2 separate regions of the Homo sapiens genome follow, and region 2 is linked to region 1. A link is a contact called in ENCODE Hi-C data. All regions are on one chromosome and are shown on one strand. Each heading gives the region's core, a stretch centred on a gene start or an enhancer-like site at or near the end of the contact. The rest is flanking DNA. Distances are from core to core; before and after follow the strand shown. Region 1 holds the start of THUMPD2 (THUMP domain 2 tRNA and snRNA guanosine methyltransferase). Region 2 overlaps SLC8A1 (solute carrier family 8 member A1).

Evidence for each region. A loop is a pair of places that touch in the nucleus more often than their neighbours do. Pooled maps may share reads with other maps.
Region 2: a loop to region 1 is called in a map with no recorded cell type, with 5 times the contacts of the local background. The contact joins the enhancer-like site here to the promoter of THUMPD2 in region 1. A Hi-C loop is called at or near these places in 3 of 37 single-sample maps with no recorded cell type and 2 of 50 pooled maps.

The regions. Positions count from the first base shown.
Region 1 is chr2:39,776,766-39,782,156 of GRCh38, forward strand. It overlaps THUMPD2 (THUMP domain 2 tRNA and snRNA guanosine methyltransferase), which reads right to left and starts at 2,493. Exons shown (of 10, transcript NM_025264.5): 1 at 2,349-2,493. The coding sequence starts at 2,474.
Region 2 is chr2:40,278,003-40,283,393 of GRCh38, forward strand. All of the region lies in intron 2 of SLC8A1 (solute carrier family 8 member A1), which reads right to left. Among named protein-coding and RNA genes, the nearest start is that of SLC8A1, 170 kb to the right of the region's middle. Within about 2 kb of position 3,394, at least 11 of the 41 ENCODE cell types and tissues checked have a DNase peak (open chromatin) inside an H3K27ac peak, as active enhancers do.

The DNA of each region.
Region 1 (5,391 bases), core at 1,243-3,742:
AGGAAATTTTCCACTGCAAACTGTGTGTTGGGAGTTCTCTGAGAGGGGAGCATGTTTTCATGTTAAAATGGTAGCACCTGGGCTTATCAGCCACCCTACTAAAAGAAAACCTTTTGGGGCTGGCACCCAGAAATACTCATTTTCAACAAGCTTCCTCAGTGATTCTTATGTTCATGAAAATTGGAAAAACACATTAAAATGAAGTGATTACTTTCTTAAACAATCATTCTTGAATTAATCTGTTTTGTAAATTTACATTTTAGAGTGTTAATTTCCTTGATGCGATCCAAAGTTTCTAACACTCTCTTATCATTGAAAGAATGTTTTAAGTATTCCTGTACAACTCATTGTATGGGAACTAAAATTGAGCACCAACTATTTGTTAGGCAGCATGCTACCTGTGCTATCTTTATTTCAGGGACTGCAGTAATCCTTTAAAGTAGCTATCATCTCTATTTTACATCCAAGAAAATTGAGGCTCAGAAATTTGAGTAATTTGCCCAAAGTTACAAATCCACTAAAGGAATATATAAGATCTGCACACAGGTCTTTTGATTCTAAAGACCATACGTACTCTACCGTGGTGTTACAGAAATAAACTACATCCAATGTTCCAGGGAAGATTCCCATGGTAATTTAGCCTAGTGGTAAAGCACATGGGCTTTAAAGCTAGAGAGACTCAGAGACAAGTCCCAATTTTCTCTTTTTTTGGTAAAATATGGAGGTAAAAGTCTATCAGATAGGAGTCTTTTGAGGATTAAATCATAACATGCACATAACTTGTCTAACATTTTAAGTGTTTAATAAATGTTAGTTGTCATCACTGTTATTTCAGGATTGCCTTAACTTTGAGAGTTCACTTTGTATCAGAGCAACTTGGGTGGAATTTCAGAGATTATTTGTTCAGATCCCATTTCCAGACCTATCTATCTTTCAAACATACAAGAGCAGAATATGGAAATTCCCAAATCTACTGGCATTTAATTACTCCCACTGTCAAAAAGTTTTCCCTGTATTTAATTGAATTTTCTTCCTGGTAATAAAGTTTTCCCCATTTCATTTGTCTTTAGAGAAGATGGAGAACAAGCAGAGAGTCTTTCCTTTTTCTAATAATCCTACATATTAATTGGGCCAAGCTCTCTCTCTCTTTCATACCAAGCACTCTAAGTTAGCATTTAAAAAAACAAGCCAGCGCACCCCTATGTCATGGTCATATAGTGGGCCTGGTTTGAACATGATTATATACTCATTCTTGATTTCCCAGCTCGGGTTTGAATCCCATCTTTGCGATTTTCTAGTTGCATGACTTGAATAAATTCTCGGACTTACCTGTGCTTCATTTTTCTCATCTGTTAAATGTGGAACACCTACCTTATAGGGCTGTTGTGAAAAGTACGCAAATAAATATAGGGTAAAGATCTAAGAACATGTGCCTGACACATATTAAATGTTCAATAAATGTCAGTAGTTATTATATATTGATGCTTTTTAAGATTAGCTACATTCAATACTCTATTAAATTCTGTGACCCAAAACACAAGTGGCAGGTAGTCTAACAAAACTGACATAATTCTTCACGACTCCAACCTTTCACTGCAGAAACTCCTTTTGTGGGCTTCCCACACTGTAGGAGCTGCCAGGGTGGAGGGGTTAATTTCATTTAGGAAGCTCTCCTTTTCCAAGAGTACATCACTCACAGTGTCCCATACACCCCATCAAGATACCTTTTCTATTATACCTTCATCCCCTACTTTCAAGAAACCAGTTTTCAACATTCTAAAACCTAAACCGATGCTTAAAACCTTGTTCATTTCACAGAAATCAATAACAGATAACTATGAGGCCTGCAAGAGTATATTATTTTTCTGGCTGCTATTTACTGCGTGTTTAAAGTGTACTTTGCATACGCTATATAATTTAATTCTCACAACAATCCTATGTAGTCAAATACAATCACTGTCAAGAAACTAACAAAAAGTCAGGTAACTGAACTTGGAGATTATGTTTGCATTTAAAGAGCGAAGGGTTCTAACTCTGACAGGCCAGATTCTAATTACAGGCACTACTTACTACTTTAAAGAATCCAGGAAATAACTTGCCTCAACACCTCTCTTAAAAACTTGAGCCCTGAGAAGTGAGGAACTGGATTTGCTATACAAGGAAAGAAAGGAATGGTGGCTTCTCTCGGCCGGAGCGGAAGCGCCTGCCAGTCAACCTCGGGGGTCGGCGACCGTCGCGTGGAACAGAGAGGGGCGCCAGCGACGCTTTCCCGCGTCCACGACTGGGGTGGGCAACAGGGCAGGGACAGGGCCGCCCACCTCCCCAGGCGCGCAGCGAGGCCAACTCACCTGCGTGGCCGCCAGCCGCGCCCGCACCTCTCGCATTACGAACGGCTCCAGGCCGCGACCCGCAGTGCAGAAGAATCGGGCGCCAGCCTCAGGCCCGGACCCTGGCTCTCCACGCGCCTCCGACATGGCGGCTCAGGCGCGCCCTCGCGCCTTCGGGTCACGTGGCCTCGGGCGCGAGCGGCTCGCTCCTGGAGGCGGCGCGCAGGGGCGTGTGATGCCAAAGGGGAGAGGGAGAGGGAGAGGGAGAGGGGGAGGGGGAGAGGGAGGGGGAAGGAGAGGGTGAGAGAGACGGAGAGCCTGGGAGGGTCGCATCAGCCCTCTGTGGCCCCTATGGGTCTTCCTGGTTGACCATCTGTCCCCTCCTTGATTAGGCACCAGAATGGGTTAGAATCACAGGTGGAAGGGTTAGAATTGATAATTCAGTCCAGTTGCCTTATTTTGTAGATTGAGGAAATTAATGCCCAGAGAGGTCAAGAGACAGCGAGTTAGCAGCACAGCTGAGGCTGGAGCCTAGATTTCTCCCTATCTAACATAATGCCTTTTCCTCCATTCCTCCCAACTCCGTCCTCTTCCTGTCCTTCATTCCTCTCCTCTACTCTTCTCATAGAAGGAGCCCTGGTCTGTTTTCACAAAGAATCGGGCCAAACGTTGGAATCTCCAGGACGGAGAGCAGAAGTTCCTGTTCTCTAACAAACGTCTGCGTTCTGAAACAGCTCATATTTCTTGCACTACTTAGTTAACCATCCAGCCATAGATGAATCAATGTGCCATCTAGTTTTGGGCACCTGATTTGAATGGTTCTCCTAACGGTATTTGAAGGCATTTTTCTAAACTCTGAATTTTAAAATGGAAATGAAAATATTACTTGGGAAGCATAGACAGAATCCATGTTACAAGATAAACAGCGTGAAATTAGCTCTGTAGCTGTATATTGAGTCAGTTATACAGAAATGATAAATGCATGTGTGTCTCTGACAAGGGGCTGTCCTGTGCTTCAGAATGGGATGTTAAGGTGAAGAACTGATACTCCCTCACCTCCCCCGACACTCCCACACACACCCCCGCCCCCACCCAGCTCATGCTCTACTGGGCCGTACAGTAAAAATTCTTCATGGAGTCACATAACATGAGCTTTTCCAAGGTTCAGTCCTAAGACTCTTCTGATGCTGCTTTTTATTTTTTATTTTTTGCGACAGGGTCTCCCTCTGTCGCCCAGGCTGGAGCGCAGTGACGTGATCTTGGCTCACTGCAGCCTCCACCTCCTGAGCTCCAGTAATCCTCCCACCTCAGCCTGTCCAGTAGCTGGGACCACAGGCAAGCCCCACCACACCGGGCTAATTTTTGTATTTTTTGTAGAGAAGGGGTTTCACCATGTTGGCCAGGCTGGTCTCGAACTCCTGAGATCAAGCGATCCGCCTGCCTCGGCCTCCCAAAGTGCTGGGATTACAGGCACCCAGCCCTCACACACTACCGTTTTGATGAATTCTTTTCTTGCCCTCAGACACATGTTTTCCTTTTCTGGGCTACTGCCGTAGTTCATTTTAACTTCTCTATACTTTGGGGTTCTGACTGTCAAGTCTGTCTGGGGAGGACAGGAACCCTCTTTAGTTCTCTCTACATTCTGTGCCCAAGATGTTAAGTATGCAGATAGGATGCATTCCATTCAGTTCAACAAATACTGAACACCTATTCTCCGCCAGTCACCACCCTGTCTTGAGGATTCAAAGATGGGTAAGCAAGGGTTTGGACTTCAAGGGCTTAGAGGATGGTGAAGTTGAATGACTCACTGAGGACATACCCGGGAAGCTATGACAGCACCGACAAAAAGGAGGCAGGGAGGGCTTCCTGGACAAAATCGCTCTTGAGTCCAGCATGAAGGATGTGTAAGAGGGAGAAGCAGCAGATGAAAATGAGACGGCGTGTGGGGGGTGGGGAACAGGAAAGCCACGATAGCGGTTAAGTGTTATTAGAGCATAAAGTATATGAGTGGAGTAGATAGAGATGCGGTAGAGCGGTGGGTAGGGGCCCAGTTATGTCAGTACAACCAAAGGCAGCTGAAAAAATGAAATGACCTATTCAGTCCAGCACCGACCAGCAGTGTGCTGGCCTGGGTGAAACCACAGCTGAGCTGAGGCTGCAGTTTTGCAGAGCCAATCGATCTTCCCCTTACTTTCTCCTCTTTCTTCTGATGTCTTTTCCCCTCCAGGAGCCTTTGGTCAGCAAGGTCGGGGCTACTCTTGTTTCATATGTGGGAGTCATGTGCATTTGTTCCTTTTGAACTGTGCTGCAGTATGTCAGCTGTACCAATGCCCTTCACAAAATGCTTGCAGTGCGATGGAATGGGGGAGTTCTGCCTCTTTAGGGAGAAATTAGTTTCGTTTTCTGGTAAGAGAGTTGCCTGGAATTCTCTCCCCCATTACTCAGGTACTCTTTTCTCCATCATCTCTTCTTCTTTAAAAAAGTCTCTTCTGAAAACTATGGATCCCTATAGACAAATTTAGCATATCCAGCTGCAATTTACTGTTCGAATATTACATATTTCAACATGTAGGAAATTGGAAGTCGGCAGGAACAATTTTAGAATGGACAGACTTTTAAGTGGAGGTGTTTTAAGAATTTAGGACAAGAATATTTGCTTTGAGATAGCTCCCTATTTTGGTGCCACTGGCAATTCTTTTAGTTCTTAAAGGTGTATGATGTATATACTTATATATTAAAATGCAAGTGCTATAGATTGTGAAATCCTTGAGGATGGGATGACTTCATCTGGGCATCTGTAGCGAGAACACTGGCTTGCCTGTGGTGGCCTCTCAAATGTATGCCAATAAAAAGTAACTAAATGAAAGGGCAACTAAGGAGGCCCCTCTCAGGAGAATTGCTGTAACTGCCCTATCAGCAGGGGCCTTTGCAAGCAGGATACAGGAATAAGGGCAATGTAGTGAGGCCAATGAAGTAGAGAAGTGAGAGCACAAAGGGGATAGGAGTACCTCCAAAATAAACTTCTTCACAACTTTCCTTTCTAGTTCCTCTCTTCCTCACTATC
Region 2 (5,391 bases), core at 2,144-4,643, 500 kb after region 1:
GAACTAGGATTTGACCAGGTTATCTGTAGGTATCTCAGTATTTCCTGAAGTGACTGAATAATTTTTTTGTTTTTATAACCTTGTTTATCACATCACTGGTTTTTACACTTTTAATATACAATGGTTATTTTTGTAGACATTAACTCTATAATTTATTTACCTGTATCTCTAAAAAAGGGCATCACAGGCTGGGTGCAGGGGCTCACACCTGTAATCCCAGCACTTTGGGAGGCCGAGGCGTGTGGATCATGAGGTCAAGAGATAGAGACCATCCTGGCCAACATGGTGGAACCCCATCTCTACTAAAAATACAAAAATTAGCTGGGCATGGTGGTGCGCACCTGTAATCCCAGCTACTTGGGAGGCTGAGGAGGAAGAATTGCTTGAACCTGGGAAGCGGAGGTGGCAGTGAGCCAAGATCGCGCCACTGCACTCCAGCCTGGCGACAGAGCGAGACTCTGTCTCAAACAAAACAAAACAAAACAAAACAAAACAAAACAAAAAGAAAGAAAAGCCATCACAAAATGATAAGGGGAGAGTAGAGTAACTTTGCATATTATTCATTCACATGTGCAAATAAAAGGATCTAATGCCAAATGTGGGCAAAGCGACATACCTCAGTGTGAGAGAGTAAGTGCTGGAGGCTAAGGGCATTGTGGTCTCTCCTTCATTTTCTCTTATGAGGCACACTGATGGGGTACGTGGACTTAGGACAAGATGGCACTTCATCTCGCTTTTCTTTCTGCATACCTTGCTCTTAGTCTTCTACTAATGCCACAATGAAAAAAACAGAAACCCCCACTTGACATCTAAACTCTTTAAAAACATGTAAAATTTAAATCAGTATTATTTATTAAAAGGTTTTTTTTAAATTATTATTTGGTAATGATTTACCCTAAAATTTTTTGACTTCTCTTCAAAGCCCAGATGCTTAAATATTGCTTACTTTGGGTCTTAATGGTTATTCCAGAGCCATGGAATTTTAAATTTGATCTCAGATTTTTAAGATGTGACAGCTTGATTATTTTACAAGGCCAAAACCCTGATTCAAGCCTGCAATTTTAAGAATCAAAACTGTTTTCCCATTGATGAAGACATTTTGAAATGTGTGGTCCATAGCTATTTATGAGTAGTTTACAGCTGTTGTCTCTTTGTGCCCAAGACCATGGAGAATCCAGGAGCCGATCTGATCCTCCTGGGACTGCTATTAATATCACTTTCACTTTAGACAGCTTTGCCTTCAACTAGCAATTTTCTGGCTCCCTTATACTACATTGTAGCCTCACAGCATTCAAGCAGGCACAGGGCACTTGGACAATTTAGCAATAATCTATAATACAGATTTTTGAAAGAAGCGATTTGTTCAAATGCTGCTAAAACAGAAAGTGGCTCTTGAATACCAAAGTGGGTGCCAGAAACTGAGAAAAAATTCCTTAAACTAGGATCTTTAGTATAAGGAGAAGTGATTAGAATAATATCAATTTGGGGCACTGTGACATCTGAAACATAATGGAACAATTCCTAATTGTTATTGAGGAAGAAAGCAAGACCTATTAAGGCAAACCAACCAACTTTCATTGCACAGGGACATAATTTCGGAGATGCTATATTTGATTCCATGTTTGATAGGGTCTGGCATATCTCTTCCCAAGTGTGCTCTGGAAATCCTATTTCAGTCCTTCTTTTAGGGGAAGAAGTCATTACATCAGCCTTGTAAAGTACACTGGCATGCAAAGTAAAATCTGTTACTAGGGTGAAAAGTTGGTACATTCTGTTTTTTTGAGGGGAGGTGAGCTCTCACGTGCCCCCAACATGCACAGTTCACTAAAAATCTGTAGCTCACCAATCTCCTATTGTATGCATTTGTTATTTAGTCTTCAGCTCTCCTACATTTTCTTTGTTTCTTTATCTATTAAACTTTTAAAAATTGTTCCCTGCCTCTTTTCCATTCTGATTTTAAAAATTCTGATTAATATACAATTGCATCTGTATTGGCAGACCATGTAGATACAGCATTTGTAAATTGCAAGCTATGGAGTACACTGAATACCATATTAAGGAGTTAGTGAAAATGAAAAGAACTTTAAACCCTAGCCTTTTAGATAGATTTCTGCTTTTAAAGATTATCTCTGGATTGCAAAAACAGACATGAATATTGATAGTGTAAACCTGACTAAAATATGACTCTAAAATATGAATGTCTGCCATTATAAAAGAATCTAATGATAAAACCTGAGGAAATAAACACTAAAAAAAAAAAAAAAAAAAAAAGGTTGTTTTCTCTTCCTTAAAAGTCCTGAAATTTAATTTTACCATTCTGTCACAGGATAAAACATCTGTCCTAATGGAAAAGTAACAAAAACCCATTTTCTGAAAAGCCCCACAGATAATTTTTCACATGAGTACATGGAAATATCTATTCCATTTTTGGATAACTATTCTTTCTTGATGTAAAACACTGGTGGTCAAAATATACAAATATCACATTTGCCTTCAATCATAAAACTCTGATAAGCACACAAATTGCAATACCATCATGCTAAATTAACTAATTCATTTATTAATCATTTTCTTTGAAAGCAGAGTGACATTCAGGCACTGGGAATGCTGAAATAAAAGATTGAATCCCTGCCTTCTGGGGTCTTACACTTCAGCAAAGAGGTCACACATCAATAATTAATATATGATGTCACAGATATAAATACAGAAATGAAGTAAAAAGAGACAATGAATCCAGACCAAAAGTTTCAAGAAAGGCTCCTAAGAAGAGGTGACATCTGAATGGAGTCTTTGAAGACCCTGTAACAATAGCCAGGCAAAGGTGCTCTAGGCAGGAAGAATGTTTTGTGCAAAAGCAGAGGTGGGTAAAACATGACTTCAGTTCTCTCAAATAGAATTAATCAATCTCTTTATACAGTAACTCAGCACGTTGTCTGTACTTCTGTTAGCATGAATAGAATGAATTTTTATTGCTTATCTTTCCTGGTGGACTGTAGCCTACTAGAAGCAGGCTGATACATCTTTGTACCTCCCATTTGTCTTGCACTTATAACTTGCCTGCTTAGTTTTGATGGAATGAGCCAATGAATGACAGTAAGATTTCACAAGAGTCACCTGTGAAACATACTTCACCAAAGCACCCATGGTAGCACTTATTAACAAACGGAGTTTACCAGGGATGGGGCAGAAGAAAGTCTTAGCTTTTCAAAGAATTTCATTCCTGAGACATTTTTGTGGTCATGTATTTAAAAAAAAAGGGTTGGGGGGGTGCTCTGAGAAATGTGCTCTCAGATGGCACAGCTGGAATGAGAGAAATGGGAACTGTTTTCCATTTTACATAGTTTCTGGAAAGGGCAATAAGAACAAAAAAAGCAACACTGTTGGTCAGCATTCTCAGTGCCTGAGTTGAAAGGTGCTATAAACAGAGAAAAGTCTCATAGGCCAACTCTATGCAGGCTATGTGCCAAGAATAGCTACAAAGTGGCAAGTTAAATCAGCCAGGGCTTGTGAGCTGTCTCAGGACTTGAGTCCCAACTTGCACTCGTGAAAGTTATGCTGCAAAGGGAGCTACCTTTCCCCAGCACTGCCTGGGGCCTTGGCAAGTCTAATGGAGAATGAGTTTGATTTCAAGCCCTGCTCCCTTCAGGCAACTTACAAAGAAAAGCTGTTAAGTCTGTGGAGCTGGGAATGTCTGGAAAGAGTGAAGACCCATCATTTAAAACTGATTTCTTTTTAAGGAAGTAGAGCAGAGAGCAGTGATTACTTCAACACCCATTCTCAGGGGAATTTCTGTAAGCCGGAATCAGCTAATGATGGTTAATAAAGGTAAATGTTCCCTGATTCTCAGGAAGTGATTCTTCATCCTGGGGCTTTTTGAAGACTCTGTCTTCACTTGAATTTTGGGTGGAATAAAGCCCTCCTGGATTTATCCTAATCTAATACTCAAAGTTGGTAGTTCACAGGAGTCTGTTTATTCTTCTAGAAAAGTATAACAGTGGATTAGCTACTGGCTTCTATCCCTTCAGCACAGCTCCCCCACACAAGAGCGTACCTTTAATGACTGATGCTGGTGTATCAAATTGTGTCCTCTCCTTCTAATAACAAAATAATGAAATACAGTAAAATGCCACTTTTTCTGACTTTTTTTTTCTTCTAGGACATGTATGTTTCTTACCTCATTCAGAGGCATGCTGGGAAATTTAACTAAATCTGAAAGAAAAACATTCTGTAAATCCTTAAGACTGGATTAGTAATAAGGAGTAATTTCTGATCTGGAATAAAATCCAGAATTCAGCTTGCTCACCCCAGACACAAAACACAATAAAAAGAATGGTTGTTACAGTTACTAAACGAAGGATCTTTTCACACTCAGCAAGGGTAAAGACTGTCTCTTCTGTATCTCTGTATTACCCAAGACATTGAGCATCCATCTTACTGATACAAAGGATGTCTAGTTTGAAAGTTTGCCTATGTACATTTGTTTACGCACTCAGGCATATACAGACTGCCAACTTTATTATTACCCAAGATTAAAAATAAAAAATAGACCTTGCTCTCAAGAGATTTCCTTTCCGTTAACTGCAATGCTAAGTGAGATGCATCAGTTTCATTTTTGCACGCTCCTTTGCTCCGTTTAGTACCGAAATAAAAACATGACGTAGCTTTTGGGGCCGGGGAGGAATCTCATTCTTGCAGGAAATAATTGCCAGGAATTTTAAAGAGTGTCATCATTTTCTCTGTGTCCAGTCCTGCCCAGTAACAGAGAACAGCTATTAAAAGTATCCAAATGCTGGCTGCAAGGAGAAGTTGAACTCTGAACCACTATAAACCCAATCAGATGCAGACATTCTTCCCATCCCATACCCCGGACTCCCAGTGAATCTTGAAGACCCTGGGGTTAGCCTTATCATTTATTCGTCTGTATAGTGATGGCCTGTGCTAATGCCCAAATGATCCTGACTTATTAAAGGTTCTTCCTGAAAAGACATGATTTTTATTAGTTCACCACAACTTATTCTCAAAAAAGCATTTATTCTTTATCAAGCCACAAATTTTACTTAATTAACTATTCTACTAGATTCCAAGACGATTTAGAAGCTATTGAGGTTGTAACAGGATAAGAGAACAACTAGTCCACTCTGTTAAAATAAAATAAAATCCAAAAACATTAAATGTTTTCCTTTTTGTTCTCTAATGAGAGGTAGAGGATGTGAAAGTGAAGATACAGTAAGGCTAGTGTTTCCAATGATTTCATGACTTCTCTTCCAGCTATGCTGGTGTCATAGTAAGAGCCTGATGCTATTATTATCTCTGATTATTTGATAAACCTGAAAAACAAGTTCAACAAATGGTAAAACATCTGGATCTTTGACAGACAATGGCTTATAAAAG